2 separate regions of the Mus musculus genome follow, and region 1 is linked to region 2. Evidence: chromatin loops called from intact Hi-C (ENCODE). Cell type or tissue: left cerebral cortex. All regions are shown on one strand. Each heading gives the region's core, and the rest is flanking DNA. Links, peaks and the distances in the headings are about the cores only.

What was found. Peaks named below come from ENCODE experiments on the same cell type or tissue, not always from the same donor. Only the 100,000 strongest peaks of a DNase experiment are listed, where the experiment ranks them.
Region 1: a loop joins it to region 2, with 2.4 times the contacts of the local background. A loop is called at or near these places in 3 of 42 quality-filtered maps.

Annotation. Positions count from the first base shown.
Region 1 is chr5:100,637,778-100,640,700 of GRCm38, reverse strand. No RefSeq gene overlaps it. Among named protein-coding and RNA genes, the nearest start is that of Coq2, 35 kb to the left of the region's middle. In left cerebral cortex, for the core only: no CTCF peak of the experiment used is centred there; a DNase peak (open chromatin) is centred at 1,437.
Region 2 is chr5:100,557,629-100,560,551 of GRCm38, reverse strand. It overlaps Plac8 (placenta-specific 8), which reads left to right. Exons shown (of 5, transcript NM_139198.3): 3 at 676-800. Among named protein-coding and RNA genes, the nearest start is that of Plac8, 13 kb to the left of the region's middle. In left cerebral cortex, for the core only: a CTCF peak has its summit at 1,556 (motif pointing left); no DNase peak of the experiment used is centred there.

The DNA.
Region 1 (2,923 bases), core at 102-2,601, 80 kb before region 2:
GACGGTATGTGCGCGTGTGTTTGTCTGGGGTTATGGACTGAACATTTATGTTCCCCCACACGTGCTGAATTAGAAGCCTAAACCCCAGTATGGTGGTGGGGTGCAGAGCAGTTAAGTGGGGTGCAGCACAGCTCAGATCTCACAGGGACAACTTCACATGGCAGCTTCATGTAAAAAGATTTCTATACTGATCCCACAGTAAGGCAAAAAGAACATTATATATTTTTTAAAATTAAGCATGTGACTTCAAGGAAGTTCTCTTGAACTTAAGAGAGTTCTAACTAAGTTCCAGAACAGCCAGAGCTACACAGAAAAACCCTATCTCAAAAATACAATGAAAAAAAAAAAAAAAGAATTCTAACTAGATGGCTTGGAGCCACTTCTTCCTAGTTCTTTCTGTTCTCTCTCAGAGCCCGAGTCAGAATGTCCGAGCGTCAGACACGCATCTGCAGCCTGGCCTTGAGGAGCTAGTGACAATTTCTCCTTTGGAGTCCCCGAAGGATTCACCCCATTCTCTTGGAAGTCTGTTCCAACCTGTTCCTTCTCCTTCCAGCCACCATTTTTAAAGCATGTTTGTGAATGGTCAGGCCCTCCTCTCAGATACCCTGGGAGGGTGTGTATAATCCCTGCCTCTATTTACACGGTTCTTGTTCTTTCCTAATGAGCTGTTTGATATTTGATTAAGTACCAGTTGTCAGGTTCTATAAATTTACTCTTTTTCAGTAGCTACTAGATATGCAGGCAGGCAGCCTGCTGTCCGGGTTATATCAGAAACCAGTCCTTACTGTAGTGCACTTGGGTCTGGCTCTCTCATCCCCACCAGATCCAGGATGAGCACACATCCCAGCTACATACCATCCTTGAGAGCTTGGTTGGCCTCCAAGATGAACATGTATGTCCTTCGCCATTTTTATTCAAGCTTTACTTTACTATTGTGTGTGCAAGTGTTTTGTGTACACGCATGTCAGTGCACCAGGGAGACCAGAAGATGGTGTTGGATCCCCTGGGACTGGAGTTATGGATGGGTGTAAGCCATCTTGTGGGTGCTGGGAATCGAACCTGGATCCTCTGGAAGACTAGCTGCTGCTCTTAACTGTTGAGCCTCTCCAGCTCCCTTCCTTCACTTTGGGTGCCTTTCTCATAACCAAGTTATCCAGGAGGCTGCATTTTTGACTGTTAAGAAAGGTCCAGGAGACATAATATAATGTCAAGCAAATAGTGGTTTGTGTATCAGGGAGACCAAAGGTGGTGGTTTGAGGGTTGGGGGGGGGGGGCTGCCTGAGAGGACACAAGAGGAAGAAGGCTCTTACAGGATGAATCTTCATGGGAAGCAAAGGAGATACTTGACTAAGACCAGTTATATAACCCTGGTCTGCTCCACTTTGCCAGGAATTCCTTGAGTCAGTTGGGAGCTTGTAGCAGGCTGGATTTAAGTCTTGTTTTACCTCAAAACAGGGATTGTAAGGAACTGTCCAAGCTAAGTTTCACTTTTGTTTGCAAATCAAACCAGGCAAAGAAAGGCTTATGTGTGGTAGGATAACAAGCCATGGGAAGCGACCTTCAGAAGGGCCTGCTTCCTTCCCTGTTTCAATAAAATTAGTTGCTCTTTCTGTTCCTTCTTTCTTGTCCTTTCTTGTTGTTGCTGTTGTTGTTGTTGCTGCTGCTGCTGTTGTTGTTGTTCTTCTTCTTCCTCTTCCTCTTCCTCTTCCTCTTCCTCTTCCTCTTCCTCTTCTTCTTCTTCTTCTTCTTCTTCTTCTTCTTCTTCTTCTTCTTCTTCTTCTTCTTCTATCTGTTTTGTTTTACTTCGTTTTCAGAGCATTTAAAACCCCAGTTTGCTGCTGAGGACCTACCTCAACGGCAGGGCATGAACTTTCATAACCCCATCCCCCACCCCAGTAGAATCTCACATAAACAAACCAAAAACCCCAAAAGCCCAACAGCAAACATTATTCTGAGAAGTCGGTGGCTTTCCTGGCTCTGTATAGCACTGATAAATAAAGAGTCTGCCGGTGACGGACAGATGTGGTGACAGACAGATGTGACTGCAGGCCTCGTCTGGCCCGCCAGCCATGTGGACCTTGAACGATAACTGGACCTTATGAGCATCAGTGTCCCCACAATAAAATGGAGATAACAGTGCATATTATGAAGTTTTAAGGATTAGATGGGATTGTTCGTGTAAAACATTAACATTCTGCCCAGATAACATTAATAAGTGGCAGACATGACCGCTCCAGGAAAACATGCTTGAATCTCAAACGCATTCTTGCTTTTCCATGTCCCATAATTACAGAGCCCTGGCTTGGGTTGATTAATGGTTGGTCATTTCTTTTTAAAGATTTATTTATTTATTTATTTAATGTAAGTACACTGTCGCTGTCTTCAGACACCCCAGAAGAGAGCATGAGATCTCATTACAGATGATTGTGAGCTACCATGTGGATGCTGGGATCTGAACCTCTGGAAAAGCAGTCAGTGCTCTTAACCGCTGAGCCATCTCTCCAGCCCCAACGGTTGGTTATCAATGGTGTTTATTAATGATTCTATTCTCTCTCCCTTGTCATAGCCTGAAACAACTCAAATCACTTGTGTGGTAAAGCCTAACGTACTTTCTCCAATCTCTCACAGAAGGCACCATGTAAAATACAAGCACTACCACACTAGACTTGACTAGAAAAGATACTAGCATTAGAGCCCTAAGAAAAGAACACACAGCCTACTGAACACATGGAAGGAACTCAGGAGCCACAGGGTTGTCTCTTCCATCAGCAGACACCAGTAAAAAAGGGACAGTGACTGGGCTGAAGGAAGATTAAATCCCTTTTCTCCACGCCTGTTTCTGACCAGGTGTTCCTGCTGGAGCAGAACAAAAAGCAGCTTCCCAAAGGAGAGCTTCTATTGCCTTGTTAACGTGAGATTGAGT
Region 2 (2,923 bases), core at 92-2,591:
ACTCGGGACCTCTAGAAGAGCAGTCAGTGCTCTTAACCTCTGAGCCATCTCTCCAGCCCCTATGACAGATTTTCTTAATGCAGATCTGAGCAAATTAATCTCTTACAAAATACTTGGTGGCTCTTCCTGGCCTTGATGCATACATAAATACTCCTAGTTTATAATCAACACGCACACACACACACACCCCTCTTCCACCCAGCACCTTGGCCACAGTGAATGGATGAGACAAATTACCTCAAAGAGGCCTTATTCCCCCTTTAGTTGTTAAAAACATTTCTAAGCATGCTCCACCATTCAGCTCAAGTAGTATTTCCCAGTTAGAGCCTTGCAGGCACCACTCTGAAGTGACCCAGGGCATCCTAGGCTGGTTCTCCTATCTTTCCTATCTCCTAATCTTTCCTATTGTATCCTGCAACTGGATTTCGGTTGGGGACATTGTTAGTACCAAGGGTTTTATGAATAGATTGCAGTAATTTATACATGAGTCGTACTACTGGAAAAGGGCTAGGTCTTTTCCTGTACGGTCCCTCTTGAAATGATGGGGTGGGGTCATAATGAAGCCCCACCCAAACAACGAAGCCAGACTTGCAGCAGAGAGGAGAAAGGCCTCATCTTGGTGTAGCCAATGGGGACAGACTAAAGTAACATGTACCCCTGTTTTCATGTTTCCAGGCCTCTGTGGGACCTTTTGTTTCACTTGTCTTGGATGTCAAGTGGCAGCTGACATGAATGAGTGTTGTCTGTGTGGAACAACGGTGGCCATGAGGACTCTCTACCGAACCCGATACGGCATTCCTGTGAGTCTCTTACCTTTGGTATCATTCTAGCTGGCAACTGTATTTACCGTAGCTGTTGTCCGAGTGGCTGCCATTTGACAATATCCAAGCTCTGAGTTTGATTGGCCAGAATTTTGTAAGGAGCTACAACCCTAAATTCAGTGGACACAGCAGTAATACATTCTTCCTTTCTGTTCCTCAACGTTCTATTAAGGAAGTAACTCGTGTTTGCAATGTGTACGCATTAGGTAACTAAACCCGCCACCAATGCTTGTGTCTTGTGGGGGAAGGTCTGCCATGTTTTACCAATGAAGACTTCAAAATGTGTAAGAGGTAGAGTCTTTGACCCAAAGATGTGCTCTAATAACAGAGAGGGGAATATCCAATCCAAACTGTCTGTCCATGCGCTTAACATTATAACACTCTATGAAATGGGGTAGTCTTTTAATCAGAATTACAGGGTGCGTAGATGAGTGTGTGTGTGTGTGTGTGTGTGTGTGTGTGTACACATATTCCTATATATACACATTCATATATATATATATATATATATATATATATATATATATATATATATATATATATATATATGACTATATACACACATACATACATTTGCTTCCCTCTGTGTGTGACTATAGAAAGAGAGACAGAGATAAAGAAAAATGAATGTCTGGGGCTGGAGAGATGGCTCAGCACTTAAGAGTTAAGGTTGCTCTTCCAGAGGTCCTGAATTCAATTCCCAGAAACCACATGGTGGCTCACAATCATCTGTAATGGGATCTGATGCCCTCTTCTGGCCTAACAGGTGCAGATAGAGTTCAAATATATTTAATTAATTAATAGAAAAAGAAAAACAGAGAGAAAGAGAGAGACCCGTTGGTGATTTTAAAGCCATGATGGAAACCCATAAGTCATAAACTTGGGGAGTAGGCTGTCGAGCTGGATAGATATTTGTGGATGAATTGGCATTCAAGTCCACGGGCAATTTACAAGCAGACTTTTTTCCTATTCAAGAGAAATCCATTTTTTTTTCTATCAAGGTCTTCAGCTAGCTGAGGGTGATAACACACACACACACCCCTGAGATTTTAGGGCTTGGAAGTTGAGGCAGGAAGATTAAGAGGTTGACACCAGCCTGAGGTACATAGCATGACCCTGTCAGAAAGAAGGGGCGTCAGGAGGGACAGGCCAGAGGATAAAGCTGGAGAGAGCTCAGTTGGTGAATCCTTGCTCTGCAAGCCTAAGGACCTGAGGTCAATCCCAGCACTGGGGAGGTGGGGACAGGTGGATCTCTGTGGCCCCCTGGCCAGACTCACTGAGTCTCAGGTCCCAATAAAAAGGTCTTTCACTAACTGGAAGAGAGAGGTCCATCTATGTTATGTAAAGTGATCTATTGTATCCCAAGTCTACAGACTTAAACATTAATTTTTATGTCAAATACATCTTCAACAAACTTCTAGAATGATGTTGAACCACACATCTATGTCCATCTATGGCCTAGACAAGGTAAGACATAAACTTGACCATCACAGAAAGCAAAAAAGCATGCAGCATTTTCCAGGAATCTATTTTAATTTCACTGAAATTGTTTTTTCACTTGAGAAATTTAATCGGTATCTTTTAATTGCAAAGTAAATATCTATCTAATTTAAAAAAAACTAACAAACTTAAAATAGAAACGTATGAAGTAAAAAGTGAAAATTGAACCCTTTAGTTACCAAGTCCACTGCCTGGTTGGTAATAAACAATAACTTGTGAGCATCTTCTTCGGCTATGCTTCTGTCCTTGTGACTTACAGGAACACATTTCTGTAAATGCTGATGGTTTGTAGATTGATAGTCTCGGAGGGATATTTGTTAGTATCTTGGAGTGTGTGCACCCAGTCTTAAGACCTGCGACAATACCCACCCTTTTCTCCTGTGCGTCTCCTGGAGCCCTGAGGCCCACATTGGGAGGCTCTGGGATTGGACCTTCTGCCCTAGCGTCCCAGGACAACTGCCCTAGGGCAGGTTTGGCTCTCTGCCCGATTTCCCTGTTCCCTGATGCTTAACTTGGGGTTTATCTAGTGTAACGTCCCCACCTCTCCGCCCATGGCTGCTTCCTGTTGTGAGTTCTGCGACTCTTGCTTGACTTTTCTCCTT